Regions from separate parts of the Homo sapiens genome. Here region 2 is linked to region 1. A link is a loop called in an ENCODE intact Hi-C map of the cell type or tissue named here. Cell type or tissue: K562. All regions are shown on one strand. Each heading gives the region's core, and the rest is flanking DNA. Links, peaks and the distances in the headings are about the cores only.

Region 1 (16,959 bases), core at 4,777-12,776:
TATATCTAATTCGTTATAAAATCAGTTGAAACTTTTTCAGCGAAGATCACTGAAGTAAAATAAATACAGATCGTAATTTTTAAATTGTCCTGTAGTCACAAATAGGAAAATGAAAATAGATGTATTTTATATGTAAGATAAAAGTACCTTATGGGAAAGGAAGAATATGCATATGTATTATTTACAATTTTTATAATATTTATTATAATTAAACGCTGCATGAAAGCTATTAATAGTACTTATTTTTACACAGAGTAAGAAACTTTGAGACACTTTTCCCTTTTGCGTTCTATTACTTTTTATTACATATACATATATAAACATAACTTAAAACTTTCTCATGGGGGCTTGCCAGAGCTTCTGTTTAACCTCAGTCATGAAGAGCTCTCTTAATTCTGCCAATTCACGAGAACAAAAGACTTGCTTGTGCTGAAAGCCATTACAAATTGGAGACATGGGTTGATGCAGTATTCCCAAGTGGGGTGTTTACATAGTGCCCAAAATCCAGAGAACCATAACCAACACTGCGATGCTTTTATATGTCAGCTGGTACAAAATGCAATAATTTACCATCTTGTCCTCTACATGGAAGGTATCCTGAATTACTGAGGGCAACCGCAAACCTAAAATATTTACCAGTGAAAGGCCAGTCTCAAGACTGTAGGTTTTATGTTTCAGATTATGGTTTATTGTTCACATTCCTGTACAAGAGTATCAGAAAATGACATTTCTTGCTCACTAGGGCTGATAAATCTGATATCATCAATATAGTGATCAATATTTTGGTCTTTGTAATTTTAAGACTATTAAGGTTACTTCAGGTCATATTATAACAAAACACAATCATAGCCCTGGGCAAGACAGCAAATATGTTCTGTGGTCTACCCTGGTGAATGAAAATACCTTTTATCTGTTTTCATGAAGGGGATAGAAAGTGATATTTGTCAGATCATAGATGCAAAACCAAGAGTAGAAGCTGGGTTGAGCTGTTAAAATACAGATACTACATAATATCAATACACAGCAGATGCATTTGGAATTATCAGTTGCTGACATTTACATGATTCCCCCATCATCCTCCAGATTCAAAATTTTGCATGGGTCATTCCAGTACATTAAATGGGGATGTGCTAGGGACTTCGACACCTGCACCCCTTTTATCTTTGAGAATGCTATTATTACTGCCATCTTATTCGTTGCTGATTTTCTGTTTTCATGAGAGAATGTGATGGTGAATTTTATGTTAACCATTTATGTTTTATTTTACCATTTCCTATTCCATTTTATGTTTTATTACTTTTATTTTTTTACTGGCTTATGGGGTACCCAGAAAACTGTGAGACTGATTTTGGAGGAACTTGGCATTTGAATCAGTAAACTGAGTAAAGATGACCTGCCCTTAGCAGTGTGGGCAAGCATCACGCAAGCTTTGAAGGCCAGAATACAACAAAACGGCAGAGGAAAGGCACATTTGCTTCCTCTTCTATAACAGCAATATCCATCTTCTCTTCCCCTGAGGAGCTCCAGTTTTTGAGCGTTTGGATGCCAGGACTTACACCATTGACTCTTCTGGTTCTTAGTCTTCAGACTCATTGAATTACATCACTGGCTTTCCTGGTTCTCCAGCTTGCAGATGGCATAGCATGGGACTTTTTGTCTTCCATAATTGTGTGAGCCAATTTCCACAATAAATTTTCTTTATTTATCTCTTTTTGTCTCTCTCTCTCTCTCTGTCTCTATCCTTCTGTCTCTCTGTGTGTTTGTGTGTGTGTGTGTGTGTGTGTGTGTGTGTGTGTGTGTGTGTCCTATTGATTCTGTTTCTATGAAAAGCGCTGCCTAATACCGGAACTTTTGCTTGGTCTTCCCTACCATAATTGATCTTATTCTACATTTCAACAAACCAATGCAATTTCTGTAAGTTGCTGTGTACATCCATTTCAATTATGTCCTCGATGACCAGGGCAATGAACACAGGGTAGTTTAACAAACCCATTAGACTAATGTGAGAGAAAGGCGGACCAGAAAGCCATTTATCAGCTGATCCCTGAAAATTCCAATTATAATAGGTATCTTAATGGCATTTTTGTGTACCCTGGTATCAGTGTCATCTAAGCCCTGGTATTTAAAAGTTCTTGAAAGATCTGGTGAAACTATCCCTAATTATAATAGTTTTAGAACATCTTTGGAGGTGGTTTTGGAAAGTAATTATTACATCATTTAGGCAAAGGTATGGATGTAAATGTGCCATGCAAATACTAACCCTACATGGTGTGCCCATATTAATATTAGATAAAGTGGTCTTCAAAACAGGAGTACTGCCAAAGATAAAGGTGTCAGGTCATAATCAAAAAAGGCCAGTTCATAAAATTAACAATCTTAAATGGATGAACCTAATGAAACTTCAAAATGTGAAACAGACATCAACAGAGTAAAGGTGATGATAATCAGATCTACTTTTCAAATGTCTGTGGAACATTAATCAAGATAGATCAAGTACTGGACCATCAAATAATTCTCACTAAATATAAAAGAAATTAAATCATAGACAGTTTGTGCTCTGAGCAAAACAGGACTAAATTAAAAATCAATAACAAAAATATGTTCAGAAAAACCTTAATATTTGGCAACTGAGCAAATAACTTTTAAATAACAATGGATATAGAAATAATTATCAGATCTGTATTTAAATTTTTTAATTGTGTTAAAATTTTAACAATTTTAAGTACATAATTCATAGCATTAAGTACATTCCCAGTGTTGTACAACCAGCATCTCCATTTCCATCACAAAAAGAAATAAAGTACCCTTAAACAGTAACTCACCATTACTTCCTCTCCCCAGTCTCTGGTAAACACTAATCTTCATTCTGTCTTCACAGATTTGCCTGTTCTAGATATTTCATATCAGCAGAATCATACAACATTTGTCATTTCATGTCTGGTTTACTTCACTCAGCATCATGTTTCCAAGTTTCACCCATGTTGCATGTATCAGAACTTCATCCCCTTTAATGGCTGAATAATATTCTATTATTTATGTATTATATTTTGTGTATCCATTCGTTGATGGACAAGGGTTGTCTCTGGCTATGGCGAATAATGCTGCAATTAACTTTGGTGTAAAAATATCTGTTCAAGACCCTGCTGTCAACTTTTTTGTGTATCATACCTAGGAGTGGAATTTCTGGTTCTCTGTGTGATTCTGTGAGGAAGTACCAAATTGTTTTTCACAGCAAGTGCATCATTTTCTATTCCTAGCAGCCAGTTCATGAGGGCTCCAATTTCTCCACCTCCTTAGCAACATTTATTTTCTGTGTCGTTGTTATGAAAGCCATACTAGTGGAAGCAAAGTGGCATCTCATTTTGGTTTGGTTTTCCATTTTATCAATGAATAATGGTGTTGAGCATCTTTTCTTGTTCTTATTAGACATTTGTTTATCTTCTTTGGAGAAACGTCTATTCAGGTCCTTTGCCTATTTTTTAATTGGGATGTTAGAAATTCTGTTGTTGAGTTTTGAGATATTAAGCTTTTATCAGATACACATTTTTCTTTTATCAGATACATATTTTCTCACATACTATGGGTTGTCTTTTCATTTCCTTGATAGTGTCCTTTGATGCATGAAAGTTTTTGATTAAATCTAACTTATGTATTTTTTCTTTTGTTATCTGTGCTTTTCTGTCATATTTCAAAAAACACTTAAGACTCAAAGGTCATGAAGGTTTCCTGTGTGTTTTCGTCCAAGAGTTACACATTTTAGTCCTTATATTTAAGTCTTCTGTTAATTTAGAGTTAATTTTTGTATATAGTGCAAGGCAAGGGTCTAACTTCTCTCCTGTGCACTGATACCCAGCTGTTGAACAGACTGTTCATTCCTCCATTGACTGGTCTTGGCCCCCTTGTTGAACAGTCGTCGACCATATATGTGAAGACTAATTTCTAGGATCTCAATTCTATTCTATTGGTCTAAATGTCAATTGGTCTTATGCCAGTAAAACACTCTCTTGATTACTGTAGATTTGTAGCACGTTGTGAATCTGGAAAATGTGAGTTTTCCAATGTTCTTTTTCAAGATCGTTTCATCTATGTCAGATCCTTTGAGTTTTTGTATGAATTTTAGAATGAGTTTCTCTGTTTCTGCAAAAAATGTCTTTGGGGTTTTGATGGTATTGCATTGAATCTATAGATTACTATAGATGGTATTGACATATTAACAATATTGTCTTACAATCCATGAACACAGAATATCTTTCCAGTTATTTCAACTCTCTTTAGTTTCTTTCAGCAAAGTTTTGTGTATACCACCATAGTTAGATTGATGCCTGAATATCTTATTTCTGGATGCTATTATAAATGGGATTTTAAAAATGTTTTGATAGTTCATTACAACTATATAGAAATAAAACTAATTTGCATATGTTTGTCTTGCATCCTGCCTATTTTATTAGTTCTAATGGGTTTTGTGTTTTCTTTGGAGATTCATAGATATATGATAATGTGTAGATATAATTTTACTTCTTTTTTTATTTCTAATTTAGATGCCTTTTATTTCTTTGTCTTGCCTAATTTCTCTGGCTAGAACTGCCAGTGCTATGTTGAATAGAAGGGGCAAAGTCACCATCCTTGCCTTGTTCTAGATGTTAGGGAAACAGCTTTCAGTGTTTCATCATTGAGCATGATATTAACTGTCAGTTTTTTATATATCCTAGTGTCATATTGCAGAAGTTCCTTTCTATGCCTAGTTTATTGAGTATTTTTATCATAAACGGGTGTTGTATTTCATCAATGTTTTTTCTGCATCAACTGAAATAATCATGTGCTTATTCATTTTACTATTATAGTATATTACACTGATTTTTTTTTTTTTTTTTTTTTTTTTTTTTTGAGACGGAGTTTCGCTCTTGTTGCCCAGACTGGAGTGCAATGGCGCGATCTCGGCTTTGGTATCAGGATAATGCTGTTATCAAAAAGTGAATTAGCAAGTATTCCTTCTTCACACATTTTGTCGGAAAAGTTTGGGAAGAAATGGTGTTAATTCTTCAAATGTTAGGTAGACTCACCAGTTAATGAAGCTATTTGGTCATAAATCTTTCTTTGTTATATCGCTTTCGATTACTAATTCAATCTCCTTGTCTATTCAGATTTTCTCTTTCTTCTTGAGCCATTTTGGTAGTTTGTGTCTTTCTAGCAATTCATCCATTTCATCCAGGGCACCTAATTTGTTGTTATACAGTTGTTCACAGTATAGTCCTATAATCCTTTTTTATTTCTGTAAAGTTGGTAGTAATGGTGCCACTTTCATTTATGATTTTAATACTGAGTCTTCCATCTTTTGCTCAGTAAATATAGTGAAAGGTTTGATCTTTCAAAGAATCAACTTCTAGCTATGTTTATTTCTTCCACTGCTTTTCAACCTTCTATTTTATTTATTTATGCTCTAATCTTTATTATTTCTTTCGTTCTTCCAGCTTTGGATTTAGTCTTTTTTTGTTTTTTCTACTGCCCGTAGGTATAGAGTGAAGTTACTGATTTGAGATTTTTTCTTAAATGTAGTTGTTTATAGCCATACATTTTCCTTTGAATTCTACTTTCACTGTATGCAATAAGTTTTGGTATGTTTTGTTTTTATTTTAATTTGTCTCAAGATGTTTTATAATTTTGCTTGTGATTTATTCCTTCACTCACTGTTAGTTTAAGAGTGTATTCTGTAATTCCCACATATTTGTGAATTTTCCAGTTTTCATTTTTTATGTATCTGTTGTTTCTTCCATTGTGATTGTAAATTATATTTTGTATTATTTCAAGGTTTTAAAAATGATTAGGACATATTTTGTGGACGAAGATATGGCCTATCCTAGAGAAAGTTCCATATCCGCTTGAAAAGAATGTGTATTCTGCTGTTGTTGGGTGGACTGTTCTCCATATGTGTATTAGCTCTAAATGGCTTATACTGTTGTTCAGGTCTTCCATTTCTCATCAAGCTTCTATCTGGTTTTTCTATCCATTAATTTTTTAATTTATTTTATTATTATTATACTTTAAGTTTTAGGGTACATGTGCACAATGTGCAGGTTAGTTACATATGTATACATGTGTCATGCTGGTGTGCTGCACCCATTAACTCGTCATTTAGCATTAGGTATATCTCCTAATGCTATCCCTCCCCCCTCCCCCCACCCCACCACAGTCTCCAGAGTGTGATATTCCCCTTCCTGTGTCCATGTGTTCTCATTGTTCAATTCCCACCTATGAGTGAGAATATGTGGTGTTTGGTTTTTTGTTCTTGCAATAGTTTACTGAGAATGATGATTTCCAATTTCATCCATGTCCTACAAAGGACATGAACTCATCATTTTTTATGGCTGCATAGCATTCCATGGTGTATATGTGCCACATTTTCTTAATCCAGTCTATCATCGTTGGACATTTGGGTTGCTTCCAAGTCTTTGCTATTGTGAATAGTGCTGCAATAAACATACGTGTGCATGTGTCTTTATAGCAGCATGATTTATAGTCCTTTGGGTATATACCCAGTAATGGGATGGCTGGGTCAAATGGTATTTCTAGTTCTAGATCCCTGAGGAATCGCCACACTGACTTCCACAAGGGTTGAACTAGTTTACAGTCCCACCAACAGTGTAAAAGTGTTCCTATTACTCCACATCCTCTCCAGCACCTGTTGTTTCCTGACTTTTTAATGATCGCCATTCTAACTGGTGTGAGATGGTATCTCATTGTGGTTTTGATTTGCATTTCTCTGATGGCCAGTGATGGTAAGCATGTTTTCATGTGTTTTTTGGCTGCATAAATGTCTTCTTTTGAGAAGTGTCTGTTCATGTCCTTCGCCCACTTTTTGATGGGGTTGTTTTTTTTTTCTTGTAAATTTGTTTGAGTTCATTGTAGATTCTGAATATTAGCCCTTTGTCCGATGAGTAGGTTGCGAAAATTTTCTTCCATTTTGTAGGTTGCCTGTTCACTCTGATGGTAGTTTCTTTTGCTGTGCAGAAGCTCTTTAGTTTAATTAATCCCATTTGTCAATTTTGGCTTTTGTTGCCATTGCTTTTGGTGTTTTAGACATGAAGTCCTTGCCCATAAATGAGGTATTGAAGTGTCCAACTACTACTATAAAACTGCGGGGTTATCCTTTTGATCTTGTTAATTTTTTCAGCTTTACTGAGGTTTAATAGAGAAATAAAAATTGCACATATTCAAGGTGGACAGTGTGATATGTTTATATATGCACATTCTGAAATGATTACCAAAATGAAGTCAATTAACATGTTAATTACCTCACATAATAGTTACCTTTTCGTGTGCATGCATGGGATAAGAAAACTTAACTCCATCCCCAGTGACTGCAGAGTGGCCATTCCAGCTGCTCCAGGCTCCGGCAGAGGAAGAGCGGGGCGGGTGGCACCACCAGGGGGGCCCACAGGCCTGGCGCGCACGCGTTCTGGAGCCCACCCAGACCATGCTCCGCCGCCTGGGCGCCCAAGCTGCAGTCGCCCTCTGTGTGCAGGCAACAACTGCCTGGTAACTCCCGAGCCTGCTCGCGCTCCCAGCATCGCAGAACCAGGGCCAGGTGTCCCGAGGGCTGCGGCCAAGCCAGGCATTCTGCCCGGCGGCGGCTGCACAGGGGCGAGAACTGAGAACCAGCCGCTCAACCCCATCGGGGTGAATGCCGAGTGCCCATGCCAGCGGCCTCGAACTCCCTGCGGTGGAGGAGTGGGGCGGGAGGTACGTCCTGGGGACCCTCAGTTGGGCGCGCTGGCGATCCCGGGGCCGCCCAGGCCATGCCCCTCCAGCCCGCCTGGGCACCCAAGCTGCAGCCGCCTTCTGTGTGCAGGCAGCAGCCTCCAGGCAACCCCCGAGCCCGCCCGCACTCCCAACATCTCAGAACCGGAGCCAGATGTACCAGTGGCTGCGGCCGAGCCAGGCAGTCGGCCCTGGGGCGGCTGCACAGGGGCGGGAACCCGCCCTCAGCCCCATTCCCGGTGGCTGCAGAGGGCCCCTGGCTAGCGGTCCGGAGCTCCGGCAGAGGAGGAGCCGAGCGGGGGCAGGGCCTGGCAGGCTCTCAGGCCAGGTGCACTCGCGATCCAGAGGCCGCCCAGGCCATGCTCCGCCGCCTGAGGGCCCAAGCTCCAGGCGCCCTCTGCCTGCTCGCAGCAGCCGCCTGGCAGCTCCCAAGCTCGCTGGAGCTCCCAGCCTCGCAGAACCGGAGCCAGATGCCGCGGCTGCAGCCAAGCCAGGCGGTCTGCCCGGCGGCGGCTGCACCGGGGCGGGAACTGCCCCACAGCCCCATCCCTGGTGGCTGCGGAGGGCCCCTGCCAGCGGCCCCGATCTCTCTTCGGAGGAGGAGCGGGGCGGGGGTCACGGCCAGGCGGGCCCTCAGGCCGGGCGGGTTGCGCGCCTGCGACTACGGGACGTCCCGGGCGAGCCCAGGAGAACCCGCAAGCCAGCGGCGCCTGCGCCCGAGCCGCAGCCGCCCCCTGCCGGCAGCGCGGGCTTGGGAGCGGCTTCCGGAGTCCGCGCGGGCGCTGAGCTGCAGGCGCGCGCCTAACGGCTTCGCGGGCTGAGAGGTCAGAGGCTGCGAGTGTCGCTGCTGAAGGCTGTGGTGGACCCGGCCGGGTCGCGGATTCTGAGCTACATCTCGGGTTTGGGGTTAGGGTTAGTGGAAAGGCCACGAGGAGCCGCGGGGGCTCAGGAGCCGGTGGTGGGCGTCTGAGGAGAAGTCGCCCCATGAGGAAGCTCTTCAGCTTCGGGAGACGCCCGGGCCGGGCGGTCCTGGGCTCCATCGACCACGAGTACCCGGGTCCCGCGTACCACACCAGGGACGCGGAACTGCGGAAGATCCACAGGGCGGCCCTCAAGGGCGACGCCGCGGAGGTGGAGCGCCGCCTGGCGCGCAGGTGCCGGGACGTGGATGCCCAGGACAGGTAGCGGGGGCTCAGCCGGGGTGGGAGGGGGTCCCCAGGCCCGGCTTCCCCGCAGCCCCGCAGCCCCTGGGACGGGGGCCTTGGAGGGCGCTGGGCACCCTCAGAGCGGCGGAGCCAAACGGAGCCTCAGCTGCGTTCCATCGCTGGCAATTCCCCGCCTGGAGCACTTGGTGGAGAAGTTGAGTGATTCAACTCACAAAGTTAAGCATATACTCGTTTAAAACGTGGGGTCATGGAGGTGCTTAATGAGAACTCATTCCCATGTCAAAAATACCATGAGTCATGTTCAGTAGGCGGAAAGTTCTCAGATAAAAGCCTGTGTCGGTTTTACATCCGAATCCACCCAGGTAGACAGGTTCTTTACTGGAGCTTCTTAGAGGGACACTTGGAAGTGGGAGGCGGGTTCCTTGAATGGGAAGACTCGGTTTTCTCAAAACATGAGCTCTTTCCATGTTTATCAGTTTTACATAAACCGAATGAAAATATCAAGGATTTATCATTTTTGCACGACATCTGCTGTCTTAATATTGTGATGACATTTAAAAATTTTTATAATGGAGTGAAAAAAAGACTTGCTCCTCTAGATATCAAAATGTGCTATTAATTCCCACAATTATTTACTATCAGCTGAAAAGACATAAATACATGGAACAGAATGGAAACCCAGAAACACTGAAATATATGTAAGATATAGATGTAAGGACTGATAATGGTAACATTTCAGATGAGTAGGAAGGGTTGAGTTGTTAATAAAATGCCTGCTCTTTGAAGAAAACTAATGAAATTTTATGTCACAAAAATGAGTTCCTGATGGAATACAGATTGAATTTTTTACATATGCAAAATGAGAAAAGTACCAGAAGAAAACACAAATGCTTATTTATACAGGTACATTTTACATTGCCAAAGGCCTTCCTAAGAATGACCTCACAAGCAGGCATTCTGAAGGTTGATTTAGCAAACTAAAAATTAAAACCCCCAGGCCAGGCGCAGTAGCTCACGCCTGTAATCCCAGCACTTTGAGAGGCTGAGGTGGGCGGATCATGAGGTCAGGAGATCGAGACCATCCTGGCTAACACAGTGAAACCCCATCTCTACTAAAAATACAAAAAATGAACCTGGCATGGTGGCACGCGCCTGTAGTCCCAGCTAGTCGGGAGGCTGAGGCAGGAGAATCACTTGAACCTGGGAGGTGGAGGTTGCAGTGAGCCGAGATCGCGCCACTGCACTTCAGCCTGGGTGACAGAGCGAGACTCTGTCTCAAAAAAAAAAAAAAAAATTAAAACCCCCCTGTGTATAAGAAAAAAATTAACAAACGATAACATACTTGAAAAATATTTACTATGTATATGTTTTTACTAATATATATATAAATAGATATTCAGATGAAAAGTGTATCTTCATCCTACAGGGAATTTACTTTTTATTATATATATTATGATATATAACTGATTATACATATAAAAAATTGTATATAATAGTGACATAATGTTATATATATCAGTTATTTATATACAGATAAAAAGCACATCTTTATTTTATAGGGAATTCTTTCAAATCAAATCCACAAGAAAAGAACTCTAAAAGTGAGCAACGTACTTTTCTGCAGATCCACAAGTTACTTATGTACATAGGAAAAAGTCCTTAGTGTTTCTCGTAAAAGAATTTAAGTTAAAAGAGGAATGAGACTCTTTTCTATCCACAATGTTTGTGAGAATAAACAGCAGTGGTACTTACACTGCTGCCTAAAGTTTAAGTTGCTGATGACTTTTCAAATAGATAATTTGGTGGTAATTACCACATTTTAAAAATGTATATGCCATTTACCTATCAATTCCATTGTATTAAAATACCTTTAGAAAATAGAGATACGTGTACTTTGTTTTTCTCAGCATTTATGTTAAAAAGAACCCTCAGAATGTGTCCTATAAATAAGTTTCAGTTGCATCCATAGGATGGAATAATATGTGACCATTGAAAGTGACAATAGATATAGAAGTATGGGAGGTTCCCTTGATGCCAGGAGTTTGAGACCAGCCTGGGCAACAAAGCAAGATTCCTTCTACAGGTTTTTTTTATAATTAGCTGAGCATGCTGGTGTACTCTTGTGGTCCCAGCTACTCAGGAGGCTGAGGCAGGAGGATCACTTGAGCCTAGGAGTTCCAGGCTGCAGTGAGGAAATATATGAAATATATGTAATATACCATTAATATATGAAATATATGTAATACACCATTAATATATGAAATATATGTAATACACCATTAATATATGAAATATATGTAATACACCATTAATATATGAAGTATATGTAATACACCATTAATATATGAAGTATATGTAATACACCATTAACATATGAAATATATGTAATACACCATTAATATATGAAATATATGTAATACACCATTAATATATGAAGTATATGTAATACACCATTAATATATGAAATATATGTAATACACCATTAATATATGAAATATATGTAATACACCATTAATATATGAAATATATGTAATACACCATTAATATATGAAATATATGTAATACACCATTACACTCCAGCCTGGGCAACAGAGCAAGACCCTGTCTCAAAAAAAAAAAAACCAACAATCTAACAATTATTGAGTTGTTGCTTGTTCTAGAAATGGTTCTAAATACTTTACATAGATTCCCATTTAAGCATCACAATGGTGTCCTGTGAACTAGCTGCTATTGTCATCTTTATTTTATTAATGAGGAAAATGAGGCACAGAAAGGCTAAGCAATACCTGGTACGTGGCTGAGTTCAAAGTAGAACTCAAGCCCCAGCTGAACTGAATCCAAACACCAAGCTCATTCTGTCCAAATAGGCTGCTGTTTCATTAAGGGAGTGAGCAGTAAGAGCTAATAAATGTACTTTCTTCAAAAGAAAATTATTTGTTTTGAAGGCAGAGGAATGCTCTTCAATGTTTACAATGACATGAACCATTGTAGGTTTTGAGATACTGCACTACAATTTCCTGAAAACCCCTCTCACTCTCCTAGGACTGTTCTACATTTGGCCTGTGCCCACGGCCGTGTGCAAGTGGTCACTCTCTTGCTGAGCAGAAAATGTCAGATCGACATCTGTGACAGACTAAACAGGACGCCTTTAATGAAGGTATACAGCAGCCAACTCTCTCAGCACGAAAAAGATTTCACTAAATACATAGAATTAAAATGAATGTATCTCATTTAAATATAACTAGTTGGTGAAACCTGTGGAATATGTATTTTGAATTCTTAGAATTTATAGTCTAAGTTTTCATCTAACACTGACAGGCTGTATATTGCCAGGAAGAGACGTGTTCCATTATTCTGCTGGAACATGGCACCAGTCCAAACATTAAGGACGTCTACAGCAACACTGCTCTTCATGATGGTAAACATTGAGGATGTCTACGGCAACACTGCTCTTCATGATGCTGTCTATGATAAGGGGACTTCACTGGCAGGAAGCCTGCTTTCCCACCATGCAAATACTGAAGCACTAAACAAGGTATAGATCAATCAACTTTCTTTTCAAAATATTTGTTTTAACATTGACATAGGTAAGAGTCAATTTTTCATATTTGGATGATCAGGCATTCCTGAATGAAAATATTTTGAAATAGCTTAATTGTCTCAGGTTTTACTTTAAATATTGATACTTTTAAAGAAGCATTAGAGGGCACAGCTTGTTTAGTGCACTTATGGGAAGTATTTGTGAATTTGTTAAGGTAAAACTTCTTCAAGTATTTGTTTCCTACCCCAGGTGTATTTTTTTTTCTAATTACGTAAAACACACACACACACACACACACACACACACACACACACACACACACACGCAGACACAGGAAAAGAATTTACCCTGGAAATAGGCTTTATCTTAAAACTCAAAACAAAACTGAAGCAACTTGCAATAAATGGAAATCTTGCTGCTGCTGACAGTTTTCTCAAAAAAAAAAAAAAACTGATGTGCCTTTCAGTGGCAAAGTTTAAGAGGGAAAAATGGGGAAGGAAAAGGAGAGCAATCAAAAACATGTAGGTCACTTGGAAATTAGGTAATGAGGAAAAATGCTAATAAGAGGTTTTGTTTTTTAGTTTGTTGTTTTTCCAGTTTATGTATTGAGACAAAGTGCTCTTCAGCTTTGGGGTAATTATTTTTGGTTTGGTAAACAAAGTGATTGAAACTTGCTTAAAGATTAATTTTTAGAGGACTCTGAGGAAACCAGATTGGCTGTGAATAGCTGGTGATGCAGTGAGAAACACTTCAGCAAATGATCGAACGAATTAGTGACTGACTTATTACCCATCCTGGCAAAAACAGCCACTTAGCCAAGAGTCCAAACTCTCCTCTCAAATCTAGAATGTCTTGGTGGGAAGGTAGGAGATAAGGAGCTTATAAATAGCAAAATCAAGTGGGATTTCGAGTTTACTTGTCCCTGTTCTACCCATAGCCAGGAAAATTAACTGGAGTGTTAATAAATAACTCTATCTCATACTCTTTTCTCTTTTTGGCCACATCCCAAGCTGATAAAGGATATTGGTGGTGTGGGTGAGTGATGAAAGTGAAGTGATTGTAGTAATTCTCAGCAGTAGTAATTCTCTGCAGTAATTCTCAGCTAGAATTGTGCATTACAGTGACCTGGGGGAATTTTGTTAAAAGTGTACAAATGTAGGCTTTCCCCTGAAGATTTTGATGTAACTGAGCTAATAAGGTCTGAACAGGTATGGTTAAAAATATTTTCTTGAAGCCGCACACAGTGGTTTGTTTCTGTAGTCCCAGCTACTCAGGAGGCTGAGGTGGGAGGATTGTTTGAGCCTAGGAGTTTGAGTCCAGCCTGAGAAACATAGTAAGACTCTTGTCTCTTACAACAACAACAGAAAAAAAAAACACCTCAGGGTTTGAATACACTCCTGATTGAGAACCACAGAGTAGGTAAGTGCAGTATATAAATTCCCGTATCTCAAAAACATAAGAAATCTCTAAAAGAGTTGGCATTTGATAGGTGCTACTTTCTTCAAAGTTCTCCTTTCCAATAATGTTAGCCTGACTTATCTTTCTCTACATTTGTGACTGGAAAGTAAAAGGAAATATTGCTGGCAATATATCTCAGCTTACAGAAACACACCTTTTCCTTCCCACCAGGAATCATTCACTGCCATTCAGAGAGCCTTTAGCAATTTGCTTGTGGGTAATCTTTCAATAGGTAAAGCCTGACCCTTTCACAATTTCATGTTCCTTTGTCACCATTCAAGTGATTATGTGTCAACAAATGTTCATTACAAGTGAAATTTTCTCAATTAGATTAGTAGCAAATCCTGAACCGTTTTTTTTTTTTCAGTTGAAATTGTATTATGGACTATGTCAGTATGTCTGTTAAGTTTATAGAGCTTTGGCACAATCAGGATGTCAGTTTTAAACACTGAAATCCATGAAGTCGGTGAGAATACTATAGGAATTCTTTTAATAAGTTAGTTTCGGCAGTCTTATGATCTAATTATCTATTTGGTTAACAATCTGGGAAAATAATATACAAACAGATTTCAAATGAATAAATTTTGGGAAAATTCTTCAGGTGGGTATTATGAGTCTTAACAGCAATTTTTATTATATATATATCAGGGGCTGATTTTTATATAAAACACATGATACTAGAGACAGAAAAAGTTTCACATGCAAATACTTGGTTTATACAAAATCATTTAGTACACATTCATGGAAACTATAAATACACAAGGGCTATAGTCTAACTGTGGCACATAGATTTGTTCATTTGCCTCTTTAAGTTGAGTTAGCATGTGAAATTTAGTAGACTCATGCAGAAATCTGGACCTCAGGCCTGTCTTAAGAATCAAATCTGGTGTCCCCGGAACCGCATCACTGCTTGGTCTGCTGTGCAGAGGTTGCCCTGTGTAGGAGGCACAGATTCTCCAGTTGGCTTCTGTGCCCACCTGAGTACTTCACTTACTTAGGTCATCTCCTCATCCTTATAAGTATTTGAGTTTACAACTCCTGTTTTATAGTATATTTTCATAAAGATTTCAAGATTTTCAAGACAGTGTATATTGGTTTATAATATATAGTCTATAGTTTATAAATCCCTCAATTATGGGGTTCAAGTTTAGAATTCAAAAGTTTTTTTTAGCTCTTTTTTATATGTATACCACAAGTAGTCATCTGCTCATAAGAATGCCTGGAAGCCTTTTTAGGTTATTCCTGGTGAGAGTTGGCTAGTTTATGAATATTGCAAACATTATGTCATGCTTCTCAACAATGTCCCTTAAAAATGCAAGTGACTTATTGGCTTTTATTATGCTAGAAATAAGCCATATACATCAATATTAAAACTTTTATTGATAAGCCATTGTAATTTTATTTCTGATTTACATTTTGCCTAAAGTAAAAAAAAAATGTTAAATAGCAATTTGAATGGAAACCAATACAAATGGATTTAAAAAGTAAAGTTGCATTAGCATCCCAGGGTTATCATTATAATTGAGAATAAAATTTCTTACTGAGCTTTGCTTTTTTAATATTTATTTTCAAACACTTTTAACCTGTCTCTCTTACACAGAATATACTGAGCTTTCTAACAGTTAAGATAAAAATCTATCCTCTTGTATTAGGAGAAATCCCATGGACTATTTAATAATAATGAAAATAAGTGCATTGAAGCCAGTCTCTCTTAATTCAGAGCTCATTTCCTTAGTGACCCATTCGGATCAGGAGTGCCTGACATTGACATTGGATCCTGACACCATTTACAGAAGTAAATCAAGCAAGTTTGTACCACCCAGAGGAAACCTCCACCTGAACTGGGAAGTTCTGGCAACTGTATCCCTGAAACTCTAGTTCCTAAAATGTTAACGTTTGCCACAAAAAGTATTGTCAAATTGGAATTAGGCAAAGTTGAAGGGATTTCTTGATTGTTGACCATATAATACAGTTTTGTAATACTTCTCAAATGCAGGTGATCATGGCATCTTTCTGTTGGGGTACAGTTCTTCTGGTAAAACAAATATTCCTTGGAAGATAGTTTAAGAAACACTGCTCTAAAGATAATAATTTTCATCATTAATTTATTTTAAAAACCTAAAGCATTTGCTACTATGTATTAGGTTTTAGGGTTGTAGAGAAAAAGGACACAGCCCTTGCCCTCAAGAAACTCTTGGTTTCAGTGGGAAACAGTGAAATAATTACAACATATTGTGCTAAATGCTGTGATAGAAGCAAGGATTTTCAGGACTGGTAAATAAAGTCAGTTTTGGAGATGATCAAAGTTAACGTGGGGAGGGAGAGGAGGGGTGTTTGCAAGGCAGTGTGTGGGAAAGCACAGAGGAGTGAAAAGGAAGGGACTGCTCCGCATTTACTTGCTATATTGTAAGTTTAAGTTCATAGCATCATATAGGAGATTTTTAGTTCAATTGAGAAATATGTAATTTTGTGAATTGCACATTGTTTTTGCTTTCTTACAGGAGGGAAATACACCACTTTTGCTTGCTGTAATTTGTAAGAGACAGTAAATGGTGGCATTTTTAGTGAAGAACCAGGCAAGTGCACCTGCTGTTGGTGATTAGTCCATTGTTTAGCCAGAAATCACACAGAAAGCTAGACTAGTTAGAAGTAGCAATGAGTGCAAGATTCTTTCAGGACTTTTAAAGACCTTTATCCCCAGGGATCTCAGTGTTCATTTTATTCCAAGTATAACCTTATATATAACCTTATATGTGAGATATAAATAACGTCACATTTTTACTTGTTTTTCTTTCTTTCTTTCTTTCTTTTTTTTTTAGACAAGGTCTCACTATGTTGCCCACATTCCTGAGCTCAACTGATTCTCCTGCCTCAGCCTCCCAAACTGCTAGACACCATGCCTGGCCTGACTTTTCTAATTAGTTATTGGGTCTTGAAATGTCCAGTTTAGCAGAAAGTCTTGGATTGTCCCCTGGGGCTATCTCCTATGCCTTCATCCTTTGAATTTTTCAAAAAGCTAAGGGGTTCCCTAAGTCCAAG
Region 2 (16,959 bases), core at 4,459-12,458, 170 kb after region 1:
GAGGCCTGGGTGGGAAGTCAGTTCTTTTGATCATTTTGACCAGTGTTCTTCCTACCAAAATGAGAAAGCTGTGTGGGACATACGGAGTACAGCAATAATGTGCCTGGGAACTAATCTCACAGCCCTGATGCGCCCTGATTCTTAGAAATGCTGTGTTACTCACTTTCATCTATACACTTCATGATTGTTGGCTAAATTTCCCATTGTGTGACAGCGGAAAAATAGTTCCAGTTCCTTATTGATTTATACGCATAAAAGGGAACCGTAAGCCGCTGACTGAACTGAATGGAGGTAGAATGTATTTTCAATTTAGAAACCTGGTCTTTCCACTACAGAGTCAGAATGAGTATATTGCTAACCTCAAGGACCAACTGCAAGAGATGAAGGCAAAATCCAACTTGGAGAATCGCTACATGAAAACCAATACCGAGCTGCAGATTGCCCAGACCCAGAAAAAGTGTAACAGAACAGAGGAACTCTTGGTGGAAGAGATTGAGGTAATCCCTGGGACATTAGCCAAGAACCCAGGAGATGGCAATTGAGCTGTCACTCCTGATCCCCTCTCAGCTAACAAAGGAGGGAGACAAAGATTTCCCTCCATCTCTATCGGCAACAGCCCCTCCACTTGAGGTTGAAAATAAAAGCCTAAATGAGGATATGCGTGTTCGCAAGCAGAGATTCCAGTGGGCTGTAGCCTCCATCTCCCGCCTCATAATGACTTTGAAAATTGGCTGCACTTTCTCTCCTTGGTCACTTCTTATTTTGGCAAACCAATCACCATTTTTCTGACTAATTATAGGGAGAGGGCAAAACGAGGTGCTTAGTTATGGCAGGATTTTGCTGCTGTTTCTTTCATCTAACCAGTACCTTTCACTCCTCCAGTAAGAAATACAGCATCGAGAGCGCTGAACTTCGTTCAAACCTGAGTTTATAGGATGAGAAGTCACGGTGAAAAATGCCAGGAGGAAGAAAGAAGTGGTAGATCTTCTTTGAGGGGAATGCTAAATGGCACACACGCACGCACGCACACACGCACGCACGCACGCACGCACACACGCAAAGCCAGGCACTAGTCCCAGCTAATCGGAGGTGAGGCAGTGAGGCAGGAGGATCCTTGAGTTTGAAGCCAGCCTGGGCAACTTCAGACTTCAACTAGGGAGACTCCCTTCTCACAAAAAAGAAAAGAAAACAAGAAAGAGCAGCAGGCAGATGGGAAGAGGGAAGCAGGAACAAACGTCCTTGGGCCGTGGAATCTGTGTGTGGGAGGACTCCTCGCTCTGAGACTGACGTGGCTCAAGGCCACGTCAACACTCTTCCTGGCACTCCGGAATCCCCCTTTTTAAGCCCCACAGCCTTGTGCCCTTGGAGCGCCGTTTCTGTCCTTCAGTGGGCACCTCTGTTCAGCTCACGGGATTGTGCTCGTCTCGTTAGGGACACACGCAGTCCACACAGTGCCGCGCCACGTGGCTCTGCAGTGTTGGTGAACAGGAGTTGCAGGGAACTGAAAGCCCGGGATCCCAGCTGGTAAAGGGAGCCTCAGCTACCGACCGAGCTGCTGCTCTCATCTTGAGAACTTCTGATTCCCAGCCCTGCGGGGAAGACGTACTGGTATCTGATTGTTCTTACAGAAACTCAGGATGAAAACCGAAGAAGAGGCCCGGACTCATACAGAGATTGAAATGTTCCTTAGAAAGGAGCAGCAGGTGGGTCCCCACAGCTTTTCTATGCTTTGACTTTTTTTTTGTACTCTGCTTATACTGAGGAAACAAAAAGAATATTTTGAAGGAAAACCAACCATCATTCTTTCAGCCTAATGAACTTTAGCTCATGTTTTCTTTCAGGGTTATGCATCTGAATAGATATCTTATATAGCTGTAATTTGAGAGAGTGCAGGTAAAATTTTGTTTTCTGCTTTTATCATTGAGCTTACATAAGAAATTTTTCGATTTCTATATTGCTGTATACTCATAATTTTCAAATTATGACTTAATTTATGACTTAAAATTTATTAAGTCAAATTATGACCTACAAATTTATGGGCTGGGCACAGTGGCTCACGCCTGTCATCCCAGCACTTTGGGAGGCCGGGGAGGGTGGATCACCTGAGTTCAGGAGTTTGGGACCAGCCTGACCAATATGGTGAAACCCTGTTTCTATTAAAAAATACAAAAATTAGCCGGGCATGGTGGTGCGCCTGTAATCCCAGCTATTCAGGAGGCTGAGGTGGGAGAATTGCTTGAACCTGGGAGGCAGAGGATGCAGTGAGCTGAGATCACGCCACCGTACTCCAGCCTAGGCAACAGAGCGAGACCCCGTCTCAAAAACAAAAACCAAAAAAAGACATAATTTTTAAATTAATTATTTTTAAATTATGACTATATTTAAAAATTTTTCCCAATAGTATAGTGGCCAATAAATAAAAAAGAAAAATAAATAAAGGCCGGACATGGTGGCTCACGCCTGTAATCCCAGCACTTTGGGAGGCAGAGGCCAGCGGATCACCTGAGGTCAGGAGTTCGAGACCAGCCTGGCCAACATGGAGAAACCCCGTCTCTACTAAAAATACAAAAATTAGCCAGGCATGGTGGCGGGCGCCTGTAATCCCAGCTACTCAGAAGGCTGAGGCAATAGAATCGCTTGAACCCAGGAGGCAGAGGTTACAGTGAGCCGAGATCATGCCACTCACTCCAGCCTGGGCAACAGAGCAAGAATCTGTCTCAAAAAAAAAAAAATTTACTAATCTTTTACACTATAAAAATAACATTCCCAGTTGAGTGAAGATTTTTAAAATTACTCATTGCTTTTCATTTTTTATGTTATTACAGTTTCTTTATAAAATAATTGAAAATTGTGTTTAACGTTCCATTGAATGGTTGTGCCACAGTTTATTTGTTACACTTTTTTTTTATATTTAGGTTGTTTCTAAAGTTTGTTATTATAAATAATGCACTCATTAAAGCTTTGCCCAAAGAACTGTTTTTCTTCATGGCAACTATTTACTAAAAGCCAATCTCAGTCATGAGATTTTTGTTTCAGAGACTAGTATTTTGTGACTTTTAATAAACATTGCTAATACTCTCGAATCTGTGCTGCCGTTAGCAGTGTTGCAGGCAGTAATTTCAAGGTCTCTTCAATATTAGTAGCCATTTTCAATATTTTTCAAAGTCTGCTAATTTAATGAGTTGTTTTATTTTTTATTTTTGCTTATTAACAGGTGAACATAACATTTTTCCACATGTTTACTCAATTTATTTCTTCTTGTGTGAAATATATATGACACGGTGGTTTTAAGAGCATTTTCAATACTAATAACCAAGCTGGGTCTATAATATATCTAAGGTTAGAATTATGTCTAAGTCTACCTGGAGTCTTTCTTTCTTTTTTTTTTTTTTTTTGTTTTGTTTTTGAGATGCAGTCTTGCTTTACTGCCCAGGCTGGAGTGCAGTGGCGTGATCTTGGCTCACTGCAACCTCGGCCTCCTGGGCTCAAGCGATTCGCCTGCCTCAGCCTCCTGAGTAGCTGGGATTACAGGCGCACGTCCAGCTAATTTTTGTATTTTTAGTAGAGATGGGGTTTCACTGTGTTGACCAGGCTGGTCTAGAACTCCTGACCTCAGGTAATCCACCTGCCTCGGCCTCCCAAAGTGCTGGGATTACAGGCGTGAGCCACCGTGCCCAGCCCCAGCTGGAGTCTTTCAAAATAACCCTATTGGATGAATAAAGAGAAAATTTTCCAGCTTAGTTATAATACAGCTTGCCTTTGGAAAAAGCTAATGAGTTTTCAGTCAAGGATTCCAAATGTGTGGTTAAAGAGGAGAATTTGTAGATGCTCTCTTGCAGGTCTTTACTGAAAAAAATACCTGGTAGGCTATTAGAATTAGGGTTCTGTAGCCCTGCACTTTAAGAATTATGTATCATGTTACCTGTTTCAAGTGTGAGATACCTGGCAGGTGTTGGATATTTATCAGTGAGTTGGTAGATAAATGGATCACGAAGGGATGACGCCAGAGTTTCCCAGATCTTCAGCCCAATAACACAAGCAATACATAAGTATATATTTTTTTATTTTTTATTTTTTAGGGACAGGGTCTCTCTCTGTTTCCCAGGCTTCAGTGCAGTGGTGCCACCATAGCTCACTGCAGCCTCAAACTCCTGGGCCCAAGTGATCCTCCCACCTCAGCCTCCTGAGTAGCTGGGACTACAGGTGTGCACCACCACGTCCAGCTACAATTTCAGACAGAAATACATAGGTTAAAGAAAGTGAAAGCCCTCTTAAATTACTCCCCTTTCTGAAGGGAAGTTTCTTCCACATGTATTTCTTTTCATATACATACTTATACCTAAAAACATACCTATTCTCAGTGGTGGTTTTTTGTTTTGTTTTGTTTTTGAGAGGAGTCTTGCTCTGTTGCCCAGGCTGGAGTGCAATGGCGCGATCTCGGCTCACTGCAACCTCTGCCTCCAGGTTCAAGTGATTCTCCTGCCAGCCTCCCGAGTAGCTGGGATTACATGCACCTGCCACCACACCTGGCTAATTTTTGTATTTTTGGTAGAGATGGGGTTTCACCATGTTGGTCAGGCTGGTCTTGAACTCCTGCCCTCAAGTGATCTGCTGGCCTCAGCCTCCCAAAGTGCTGGGATTACAGGCATGAGCCACTGCACCCGGCCTAGTATTTGTTTCTTAAGTAAATTGGATCATGCTATATATAGTGTTCCAGAGCCTGTTGTTTTCTTCTTACATTTACTTTGTTTTTAATGTTTTCTGTAGCAGTACAGCTGATTGATAGAATATATCTCACACTCAGAATATACTGAAATTTAGTGAACCATTCTGTCAGTAGATTTAGGTTGTTTCCAGGTTTTTCTGTGATAACATTGCGAAACCTTCTTGGTTCTGTCTCTAAGTGTATGGTATGTGGAAAGGTATTTCTTTTGTGTATTGCTGTGGATTTGTTAAACCCTCTAATGGTTTTTCAGTGGATTCATTTGGATTTCCTAGGTGGAAAATCTTACTGCATGCAAATAACAATTTTATATTATCCTTTTTATTATTTATATGTCTGTTTTCATTTCATGGCTTGTTGTCTAGCTAGAAAGTCCAGTGTACTTGTTGGTTGTAGTAGTGACAATGGGGAATCCTTTTTCTATTATTGGTTGTTAATACAACACCACTGTTCTGGTGTTTTAGTCAGGATTACACATGAGTTTGTCATAGTCATGCCAAGTTACTGATATGCAAGTTAGAGCACTCACAGGGAAAGAACAGGACCCTGAAACTTGGAATGAGAACACCTGCTCAGATTCGGATGAAACTGGCAAATCACTTTAAAGCTCCCTTGGCAGCGGAAGTACCCTGCCCTCCTGTGTCTGAGGACACCGCACTTCCTTTGCCTGAAGATCCTGTGATAACTTCATCTGGGAGGATGCCTTGGAAAGGGTTGCTCGCTCTTCAGACCTGGTACAGTCACCCCTGTGATAACTTCATCTGGGAGGGTGCCTTGGAAAGGGTTGCTTGCTCTTCAGACCTGGTACAGTCACCCCTGTGATAACTTCATCTGGGAGGATGCCTGGGAAAGGGGTCACTCTTCAGACCTGGTACAGTCACCACCCCTGTGATGACTTCATCTGGGAGGATGCCTGGGAAAGGGTTGCTCGCTCTTCAGACCTGGTACAGTCACCACCCCTGTGATAACTTCATCTGGGAGGGTGCCTTGGAAAGGGTTGCTCTTCAGACCTGGTACAGTCACCACCCCTGTGATAACTTCATCTGGGAGGGTGCCTTGGAAAGGGTTGCTTGCTCTTCAGACCTGGTACAGTCACCCCTGTGATAACTTCATCTGGGAGGATGCCTGGGAAAGGGGTCACTCTTCAGACGTGGTACAGTCACCCCTGTGATAACTTCATCTGGGAGGGTGCCTTGGAAAGGGTTGCTCTTCAGACCTGGTACAGTCACCCCTGTGATAACTTCATCTGGGAGGATGCCTGGGAAAGGGGTCACTCTTCAGACGTGGTACAGTCACCCCTGTGATAACTTCATCTGGGAGGATGCCTTGGAAAGGGTTGCTCTTCAGACCTGGTACAGTCACCCCTGTGATAACTTCATCTGGGAGGATGCCTGGGAAAGGGGTCACTCTTCAGACCTGGTACATTCACCCCTGTGATAACTTCATCTGGGAGGGTGCCTTGGAAAGGGATCGCTCTTCAGACCTGGTACAGTCACCCCTGTGATAACTTCATCTGGGAGGATGCCTTGGAAAGGGCTCACTGTTCAGACCTGGTACAGTCACCCCTGTGATAACTTCATCTGGGAGGATGCCTTGGAAAGGGTTGCTCGCTCTTCACACCTGGTACAGTCACCACCCCTGTGATAACTTCATCTGGGAGGATGCCTGGGAAAGGGTTGCTCTTCAGACCTGGTACAGTCACCCCTGTGATAACTTCATCTGGGAGGATGCCTGGGAAAGGGGTCACTCTTCAGACGTGGTACAGTCACCCCTGTGATAACTTCATCTGGGAGGGTGCCTTGGAAAGGGTTGCTCTTCAGACCTGGTACAGTCACCCCTGTGATAACTTCATCTGGGAGGATGCCTTGGAAAGGGTTGCTCTTCAGACCTGGTACAGTCACCCCTGTGATAACTTCATCTGGGAGGATGCCTTGGAAACGGCTCACTCTTCAGACCTGGTACAGTCACCCCTGTTGTCACTGGATCCATAACTAGGGTCAAATCTTAGCATGTTACAGTGGGACATAAAACTCAGATAACTAACTCAGAAGGAAATCACTTACACACCAAAAGAATGGTAAGATTTTGCTAATAAATATTGGAAGAAACCTGGGAAACATGTCGAGTTGATTCTAAGAGTGTTAGATCCAACAGGGTAGGCTATCACACTCCATTTGTTTAATTCATTGATATAGATGCACTTACCAGAGAGTCTGGATTTCATGGTTTAGCTTGAGCAGCAGGAGGTGACTCAACATTTGCCTACATTTGATGAGGTGGAGATGTCAGAGCTTCCCTGCTATGATTTGGGGGAGAGAATCCAAAGATGTAGGGAGACAGGAATGTCACAGTGGATTTATCATGTGTGACTTACACGTCTACCACCAAGCACCCATTCCTAACCATGAGAAGGCCCAGAAGACACTTCTTTACTAAGACATTGAGAAATAGAATAGTGAGGGGAGCATCTGCCTCTCTAAAAGCTCTGTGCTTGCTTTCCTACATAGGCAGGTGTGACCCTAAGGATGTTGTCATTGAGATGAGCTTCCTGGTATCAGTGGGGTGATGGGATCCTGAAGTGCCTCCGGATAATTGGGAGCACTTAATTGTCAGAGATAAGGTGGGCACATTTACCACGAAGGGCGGCAGAGATGTAATCAGAATGCCTTTGGCCACTGGGATTCTTGGCAATGGCTAATGAATGATGGTATCTCTAGGAACAAAATTGTTGGGCTGCCTACTCAAGTATAACAGAAAAAAATTCTGGGTCTGGTAGCCAGAAACCTGATTTGAATCACCACAGCAGAGAGTCACGGCCTCTCCCCTAGCTCTTAGGACTGAGTCAGTTCACAGCCCCAGGGCCCCTTTATGAACTGGGGTGTGAGGGTGTGGGGGGATTTCCCCCAAAGAATGAACTCTGCAGCCCTGCTGCAAGTACCTACTGTAAGTCTCCCTCTAGGCCCTACTCAGAAGACCTGTGCTATTTACAGAGTGACTGTGCACTGGGGAAAGCAAACTACCCAGGCCTTCTGAGATGACTGAAGCATTGGCTCTGAATTGATGTTCATGCACGGGGACCCAAAGTGACAGCGTGGCCACTAGTCAAAATGGGAGATTAATGGTGGTTAGGTGACAGATACCTTACTAAAAGTTTTTTTTGTTGTTTTGTTTTGTTTTCCTAATCTGGATGCGTACTCAATTAGGGAAAAAAAAAAAAGAAAAACAGTTTTTTTGTCCATTGAGTTATTTTTTCTCCTTTAATATGTTAATAAAGTAGAATACATTGAGAGAGTTGCTGATTTGAGTCATCTTTAAATTCCTGGGATAAACCCTACTAGGTCATAACGTGTTTGGCCAGCAGGAATCCTCCTGCGCGGTCTCAGTAAAACGTGTGGGTGGACAAGTGCGGCCGGGTGTCCCACCCACATACCGCTGGCAGCCGCACTCTGGTGACCGGACAGTGAGACGCCCTCCTGTCGTGTGCCTCCAGCGCCCTCTACTGACACAGCTTAGCATTTTGTCAGCTGGCAAGAAAAACGTTCACAGCAAGCATCCACTTTCACAAAGCAAAGAGGTGGATTTGGAGCTGACAGGCAGTAAATTGGTAACTGCCACAAATGAGTTTTTTTTTTTTTAATCATCAACTGTGAGATTTACTCTGTAGGTTTCTGGTAGACAAGCTTTATCAACTTCAGGAAGTATCTTTTTTTCTTGTTAAAAGTTTTTCTTCTCATCAGGATGAGTACTCAATTTTGAGATGGATTTTTTTTTCATTAATTGAGATGATATTGTTTTCTCTTCTTTAATATGTTAATAAAGGGAAATACATTAATAGACTTGCTGATGTTGAGTCATCTTCAAATTCTTGGGATAAACCTTACTCGATCATAATGTGTTATTCCTTTTTTTTTTCTTCTGAGATTGGAATTTTGTTCTTGTTGCCCAGTGGCACGATCTCAGCTCACCGCAGCCTCCGCCTCCCGAGTTCAAGTGATTCTCCTGCCTCAGCCTCCCGAGTAGCTGGGATTACAGGCGCCTGCCACCATGCCTGGGTAATTTTGTATTTTTTTTAGTGGAGACAGGGTTTCTTATGTTGGTCAGGCTGGTCTCAAACTCCTGACCTCAGGTGATCCACCCGCCTCAGCCTCCCGAAGTGCTGAGATTACAGGTGTGAGCCATCACACCCGGCCTGTTATTCCTTTAATAGACTGCTGAAAAACTGATTTATAGACTTAAAATTGTTTCTATTTTAAACTCTTTTCTTTTTCTAATTTTTAATTTTTGTGGGCACATAGTAGGTGTATATACTTATGGAGTGCATGACGTACTTTGATACAGGCGTGTGACACGTGGGAGTCACATCAGGGGAATTGGGGTCTCCATCACCTTGAGCCTTTATCCTTTGTGCTACAAATGATCTCATTACACGCGTTTGGTTCTTTTTAAATTTACAATTAAATTATTGACTATGGTCGCCCTGTTTTGCTACCAAATGCTGGGTCTTATTCATTCTTTCTACTTTTTTGTACACATTAACCATCCCCACACCCTCCGCATCCCCCACTACCTTCCCAGCTTCTGGTAACCACCCTTCTACTCTCGACCTCCATGAGTTCAATTGTTTTAATTTTTAGCTCTCACAAAGAAGAACATGTGAAGTTTGTCTTCCCCTGCCTGGTTTATTTCACTTAACATAATGACCTCAGTTCCATCTATATTGTTGCAAATGACACAATCTCATTCTGGGCCGAATAGTACGCCATTGTTTATATGTCCCACCTTTTTAAATTTATTTATTTATTTACTCCTTTTTGAGAGGGAGTCTTGCTCTGTTGCCCACAATCTTGGCTCACTGCAATCTCTGCCTCCCAGGTTCAAGCAATTCTCCTGCCTCAGCCTCCCGAGTAGCTGGGACTACAGGTGTGCGCCACCACGCCCAGCTAATTTTTGTATTTTAGTAAAGATGGGGTTTCTCCATATTGGCCAGGCTGTTCTCAAACTTCTGACCTCAGGTGATCTGCCTCGGCCTCCCAAAGTGCTGGGATTACAGGCATGAGCCACCACGCCCGGCCCCACCTTTTCTTTATCCGTTCGTCTGTTGGTAGACACTTACATTGCTTCCAAATCTTGGCTATTGTGAACAGTGCTGCAATAAACATAGGAGTGCAGACATCTCTTCCACATCTAATTTCCTTTCTTTTGGGTATATACCTAGCAGTGGAATTGCTGGATCATATGGTAGCTCTATTTTTAGTTTTTTGAAGATCCTCCAAACTGTTCTCCATAGTGGTTGTGCTAATTTACATTTCCACCAACCAATACCGTACCAGGATTCCTTTTTCTCCACAGCCTTGCTAGCATTCATTATTGCCTGTCTTTTAGATACACACCATTTTAACTGGGGCGAGATGATGTCTCGTAGTTTTGATTTGCATTTCTCCGATGATCTGTGATGCTGAGCACCTTTCTATATGTCTGTTTGGTGTTTGTGTGTCTTCTTTTCAGAAATGCCTATTCAGATCTTTGGCCCTTTAAAAAAAAAAATATATATATATATATATATATATGTATGTATATATATATGTATGTATATATATATATGTATGTATATATATGTATGTATATATATATGTATGTATATATATATGTATGTATATATATATGTGTGTGTGTATGTATGTATGTATATGTTATACACATAGAGAGAGAGAGAGACAAGATCTCACTATTGTTGCCCAGGCGGGCCTTGAACTCCGAGCTCAAGCATTCCTCCAGCCTAGGCCTCCCAAAGTGCTGGGATTATAGGTGTGAGTGACTACACTCGGCCCTTTTGGCCCATTTTTCACATTATTAGATTTTTTCCTATAGACTTGTTTGAGCTCTTCATATATTCTGTTTATTAAACCCTTGTCATATAGGTAGTTTGCAAATATTTTCTCCAGTTCTTTGGGTTGTCTTTTCACTTTAATTGTTTTGTTTGCTATGCAGAAGCCTTTTATATTTTATATATTTATTTATTGAGACAGAGTCTTGCTCTCTCGCCCAAGCTGGAGTGTAGTGGCACAATCTTGGCTCACTGCGACCTCCGCCTCCTGGGTTCAAGAGATTCTCGTGCCTCAGCCTCCCAAGTAGCTGGGACTACAGGAGTGCACTGCCATGCCCGGCTAATTTTTGTATTTTTAGTAGAGGTGGGGTTTCACCTCTGGCCTTGAAGTCCTGGCCTCAAGTGATCCACCTGCCTCAGCCTCCCATAGTGCTGGGATTACAGGTGTGAGCCACCACACCTGGCCTGTGCAGAAGCTTTTTAACTTGATATGATCCATTTGTTCATTTTTGCTTTGGTTGCTCGTGCTTGTGGGGTATTACTCAAGAAATCTTTGCCCAGTCCAATGTCCTGGAGAGTTTCCCCAGTGTTTTCTTTTAGTAGTTTCATAGTTTGAGGTCTTAAGTTTAACTCTTTAACCAATTTTGATTTGATTTTTGTAAATGGTGAGAGATAGCTGTCTAGTCTAGTTTCATTCTTCTGCATATGGATATTCAGTTTTCCCAGCACCATTCATTGAAAGGACTATCCTTTCCCCAGTGTTTGTTCTTGGTACCTTTGTCAAAAATGAATTCAGTGTAGATTTATTGATTTGCTTCTGGGTTCTCTATTCTGTTCCATTGGTCTATGTGTCTGTTTTTATTCCAGTACCATGCTGTTTTGGTTACTATAGCTCTATAGTATAATTTCAAATCAGGTAATGTGATTCTTCCAGTTTATTTTTACTCAGGATAGCTTTGGCTATTCTGGGTCTTTTGTGGTTCCATATAAATTTTAGGATTGTTTTTCTATTGCTGTGAAGAATGTCATTGGTATTTTGATAGGGAGTGCATTGAATCTGTGGATTGCTTTGGGTAGTAATGTACATTTTAACAATATTGATTCTTCCAATCCATGAACATGGAATATCTTTCCATTTCTTTTATCCTTTTTTCTTTTGTCTTTCCTGTGTATTTTCAAATAGCCTGTCTTCAGGCTCACGAAGTCCTTCTTCTGCTTGATCACTTCTGCTCTTGAGACTCTGATGCCTTCTTCAATATGTCAATTGCATTTTTCAACTCAAGAGTTTCTGCTTCTTTTTAATTATTTCAATCTCTGTTAAGTTTATCTGATAGATTTCTGAATTGTTTCTCTGTGTTATCTTGAATTTCTTTGAGTTTCCTCAAAATGGCTATTTTGAATTCTCTGTCTAAAACGTCACATATCTTTGTTTCTCCACGATTAGTCCCTGGTGCTTTATTTCATTTGTTTGGTGAGGTCATGTTTTCCTGAATGGTCTTGATGCTTCTGGATGTTCATCGGTATATGGGCATTGACGAATTACGTATTCATTGTAGTCCTTGCAGTCTGGGTTTATTTGTACTCATCCTTCTTGCAAAGGCTTTCTAGGCATACGAAGGGACTTGAGTGTTGTGGTCTAAGCCGTACCTCATTAGGGAACACTCCAAGCCCCTAATTCTGTGGTTCATGCAGACATGTAGAGGTATCACCTTGGTGGTCTTAAATAAGATCCAGAAGAATTTTCTGGATTGCCAGGGAGAGACTCTTGTTCTTTTTCCTTACTTTCTCCCAGAGTCTCTAACTCTTTGCTGAGCTACCTGGAGCTGAGAATGGGGTGACACAAGCCCCCTGGTGACCACCACCACTGGGACTGTGCTAGGTCATACCTGAAGCCAGCACAGCACCTGGTCTCACCCAAGGCTGTAACCACTACCTGGCTACCACCTATGTTCACTCAAGGCCCTAGGACTCTACAATCAGCAGGTGGCGAAATCAGCCAGGCTTGTATCCTTCCCTTCAGAGTGGCCAGTCCCCCCAGGCCCTGGGCGGGTCCAGAGATGCTGTCTGGGAGCCAAGAGCTGGAGTCAAAAACCTTAGAAGTCTACCTTATGCTCTAAACTCCTGCAGCTAAGCTGGCCTTCAAGCCACAAGACAAAGTCCTTCCTCCTCTTCCATCTGCTTTCCACATGCGGAGGAGCCGCTGCTCATGGCCACTACTACCACAGGCCCATGGAGAGTGCCGCCAGGCTACTGCTGATGTTCAGCTAAGGCCCAAGGACTCTCCAGTCAGTTTGTGGTGAATGCTGCCAGGCCTGGGACTTACTCTTCAGGGGAGTGGGCTACCCTCTTGCCCAGAACAGGACCAGAAATGCCATCCAAGAGTCAAGGCCTTGGGCCGGGGGCGGTGGCTCATGCCTATAATCCCAGCGCTTTGAGAGGCTGAGAGGGGTGGATCACCTGGGGTCGTGAGTTTGAGACCAACCTGGCTAACATGGTGAAACCTGGTCTCTACTAAAAATACAGACATTAGCCGGGCATGGTGGCAAGTGCCTGTAATGCCAGCTACTTGGAGGCTGAGGCAGGAGACTCGCTTGAACCCCAGAGGTGGAGGTTGCAGTGAGCCAAGATCGTGCCACTGCACTCCAGCCTGGGTAACAGAGTGAGACTCCATCTCAAAAAAAAGAGTCAAGGCCTGAACTGGGGACTCCAAGAGCCTCTTGGTACTCTACCCCATTATAGTTGAGGTGGTACCTAGGGTGTAAGACAGAGTCCCCTTTTACTTTTTCCTCTGCTTTTCTCAAGCAGGAGTCTCTCACCATAGCCACTACCATGTCTTCGAAGGCAGCACATCTCAAGAGTCTCACCCAAGGCCCATGGTGTACCCCTGTGGACCCCTGCTGGTTATTCAGGGCCCGGGGGCTCTTTCGTCAGTAGATGATGAATCCTGCCAGGACTGGGCCCTCCCCTACAAGGCAGTGGGTTCCCTTCTGGCCCAAGGTGTGTCTAGGAAGGCCACCCAGGAGCTAAGGCCTGGAGTGGGGGCCTCATGACTCTGCCCAGAGCCCTATTCTGCTGTGGCTGAGCTGGTATCCTCTGCCCAGTGCCCTATTCTACTGCGGCTGAGCTGGTATCCTCTGCCCAGAGCCTTGTTCTGCTGTGGCTGAGCTGGTATCCTCTGCCCAGTGCCCTATTCTACTGTGGCTGAGCTGGTATCCTCTGCCGAGTGCCCTGTTCTGCTGTGGCTGAGCTGGTATCCTCTGCCCAGAGCCTTGTTCTGCTGTGGCTGAGCTGGTGTCCTCTGCTGAGTGCCCTGTTCTGCTGTGGCTGAGCTGCTATCCTCTGCCCAGTGCCTTGTTCTGCTGTGGCTGAGCTGGTGTCCTCTGCCCAGTGCTCTATTCTGCTGTGGCTGAGCTGGTATCCAAGATGCAAGACAAAGTCCTCTGTACTCTTCCCTCTCCTCAAACAGAAGAAGGGGAAATCTCTTTTAGAGGCTGCACTGCCTGAGGTTGGGGGATGGGTGACACAAGCACTCCCTTAACCACCATGGCTGGTGTCTCACTAGGTCCAAGTCCCCCAAGTCCACAGGCACCAGGACCAGGGCTTGCGTAAGGGTTGTAGAGGGTCGTAGTCCTCCTGGCCTAGACCGCCTTTCAAGTGTATTGAGGACCCCAGAGCGGCGTAGCCCGAGATGCTGAGGCTTGCTGGGACTCGGGTCCCACTGCTAGGCTGGGCGGTTCTCCTCTGGCTGGGGCTGGTCTCAGTGCTCCCTCCATGGGTGGGCGTCACCCGAGTTCAACCCGGTTTTGCTTTTTCCACTGTGACGGCAGCACTGAGTTCAATGCACATCTCAGGTGCCGCGCCCGCCCTCCCACAGCTGCTCAGATCCTACCCGTGCCGTGTGGCTGCTGCCAGGGGGTGGAGAGTGTCGTCAGCAATTCAAAGCCGTCTTTCCTACCCTCTTCAGTGCCTCTTTCAGCAAAACGAAGTTAAAACCAGGTACTGCGATTGCTTACCTGATTTTTGGTTCTTATGAAGGTGCTTTTTTGTACAGATAGTTGTCAAATTTAGTGTTTCTGGGTGGTGGGGGGAACTATCAGTGGAGGCTTCTATTTCGCCCTCTCACTCTGCACAGCCTCTGCTGCATTTTCTTTCTACTGATTTTCATTTTTCTTTTTTTCCTTTTGATATCTTATCTCTCCCTTATTTTGTGTTGTCTTGTGGCATTCTTGGGTAAACACAAGATCAATACCATGGATTTTTAAAATTTTTCTTTGAGACAGGGGTTCTCACTGTGTTGCCCAGGCTGGTCTTAAACTCCTGGGCTCAAGCAATCCTCCCACCTCAGCCTCCAAGGAGCTGGGATTCTAGGTACCTGCCGCCACAGCCAGCCTAGACTTTTACTTTGTGTTTATATATTCCACAAGTGAGATTAACCTGTAGGTGTATTTTTTGGTGCTGCTTTGTTGAATTGCTGTCAGAGTTATGCTTGGCAGCGTGAATTGGAAGCTTTCCATCTTTTTATGCTCTGAAACATAAAAACAGAAAACAAACCAGATTATTATTATGATTTTATTTTTTAGCTAATGCCTTCTTCAGTGAAAACATTATCTATTCCTTGAAGCTTGATAAAATTCAATCATAAACAATTTTGTCTGGTTATATTTAATTGGAGCTATTTGGCTACCTTTTCAACTGTAAAAAAAGGATTATTGATCTTTTATCTCTTTATGAGTCTTTTTTGTAACTTACGTCTCCCTAGAAAATAATCTGTTTCATCTAAACACTGATTTCAAATTTATTAGCATAAAGCTATGCCCTATAGTTTTTTTTACAATTTTAAAAAGTCCTTTATTTCTGTAGTAATGAAATCATTTTCATTAACTTTTTAAAAAGATGTGCCTTCTTTCCTTTTTTCTTACTGAAACTTGTTGAAGGTTTGACCATTTTATTGATCTTTACAAAAACACCATCTGATATGGTTTGGTTCTGTGTCCCCACCCAAATCTCACCTTGAATTGTAATGATCCCCACATGTCAAGGGCGAGACCAGGTGGAGATCATTGAATCATGGGTTGGTTTCCCTCATGCTGTTCTCGTGATAGTGAGTGAGTTCTCACAAGATCTGATGGTTTTATAAGGGGCTTCCTCCTTCGCTCGGCACTCGTTCTCTCTCCTGCCATGATTGTAAGTTTCCTGAGGCCTCTCCAGGCATGCTGAACTGTGAGTCAGTTAAAGCTCTTTCCTTTATAAATTACCCAGTCTCCGATATGCCTTTATCAGCAGTATGAGAACAGACTAATACACCATCTTTTGCTTTTCTTGAGCAAATCTGCTTTTTCTCTACCACACTGGTTTTTGTTTTGAGTAATTTTCTTGCACTTTCTTTGAGTTTATGTTGCTAATCTGTCTAGTTTCCTAAATGTTCAATTCATTTATTTTCACTTTTTTATTTTCTAGTAAATGCATGTAAACCAATATATTTTCTGAGTACTATTTGGCTGTAATTTACAGGATCTGATATATAATGCTTACATTGTCATTCCTTTCCAAATGATTTTTAGTTTATAATTTGTTATTTCCTTTGTAACTCAAGAATTATTTAAAAGGGTGTTTCTTAAATGTCTGGGTACTTGGAGGAGGTGAGGGAAGAGCGTAGGCTTCCTATTCCTCACAACAGCCCCGTCACTGGAGGTTCTATTCTTACTGTCTTGCATTGTGGTCTCAGAATGTGAAATGTAAGATTTATGCTTGGCTGGGCACAGTGGCTCATGCCTGTGATCCCAGCACTTTGGGAGGCCGAGGCAGGTGGATCACGAGGTCAGGAGATCGAGACCATCCTGGCTAATATGGTGAAAGCTCGTCTCTACTAAAAATACAAAAAAAAAAAAAAAAATTAGCTGGGCGTGGTGGCGGGTGCCTGTAGTCCCAGCTACTCGGGAGGCTGAGGCAGGAGAATGGCATGAACCCGGGAGGCGGAGCTTCAGTGAGCAGAGATTGGGCCACCGCACTCCAGCCTGGGCGACAGAGCGAGACTCTGTCTCAAAAAAAAAAAAAAAAAAAGGTTTATGCTTGTTGGAATTTGTCAAGCTCTTATTCGGATTTATGGTTATGGTCAGACTATGTAAATATTCCATGGGTGCTTGAAACAGTGTGCAATCTCTGTTACAGACAATATTTTATAAATGTCTATTAGTCTAGCTGTCAGATTTTTCATTTTGTTACTTATTTTGGCTTACCTGACCTATTAATTTCAGAGATGTGTGATAGTTTCCTAAGATGATTGTGGATCTGTTAATATCTTGTACAGAAATTATTTCTAATAATGTTTGCTTTATATATATTCTAAAATATGTTATTACAACATAAAAGTTCCATCAGCAGCTATCTTGGGCCTGAGGCAAATATAAATAAA

Evidence for each region. Hi-C counts contacts between places; a loop is a spot of excess contacts. Peaks named below come from ENCODE experiments on the same cell type or tissue, not always from the same donor. Only the 100,000 strongest peaks of a DNase experiment are listed, where the experiment ranks them.
Region 2: a loop joins it to region 1, with 5 times the contacts of the local background. A loop is called at or near these places in 19 of 110 quality-filtered maps.

What each region holds. Positions count from the first base shown.
Region 1 is chr3:198,072,293-198,089,251 of GRCh38, reverse strand. It overlaps the pseudogene ANKRD18DP. Among named protein-coding and RNA genes, the nearest start is that of LMLN-AS1, 41 kb to the right of the region's middle. RefSeq lists a silencer at 12,160-12,454. In K562, for the core only: CTCF peaks have their summits at 8,141, 8,502 (motif pointing left), 8,895 and 9,106; DNase peaks (open chromatin) are centred at 8,171, 8,481, 8,741 and 9,161; H3K4me3 peaks cover 1,963 bases.
Region 2 is chr3:197,897,419-197,914,377 of GRCh38, reverse strand. It overlaps DRC9 (dynein regulatory complex subunit 9), which reads left to right. Exons shown (of 12, transcript NM_032263.5): 8 at 336-497; 9 at 1,629-1,703. It overlaps LOC124906330 (a long non-coding RNA gene), which reads right to left and starts at 8,694. Exons shown (of 2, transcript XR_007096246.1): 1 at 5,940-8,694; 2 at 4,047-5,806. RefSeq lists enhancers at 533-1,164, 548-1,747, 12,581-13,081, 14,065-14,837 and a silencer at 8,180-8,229. In K562, for the core only: a CTCF peak has its summit at 8,229 (motif pointing left); a DNase peak (open chromatin) is centred at 8,147.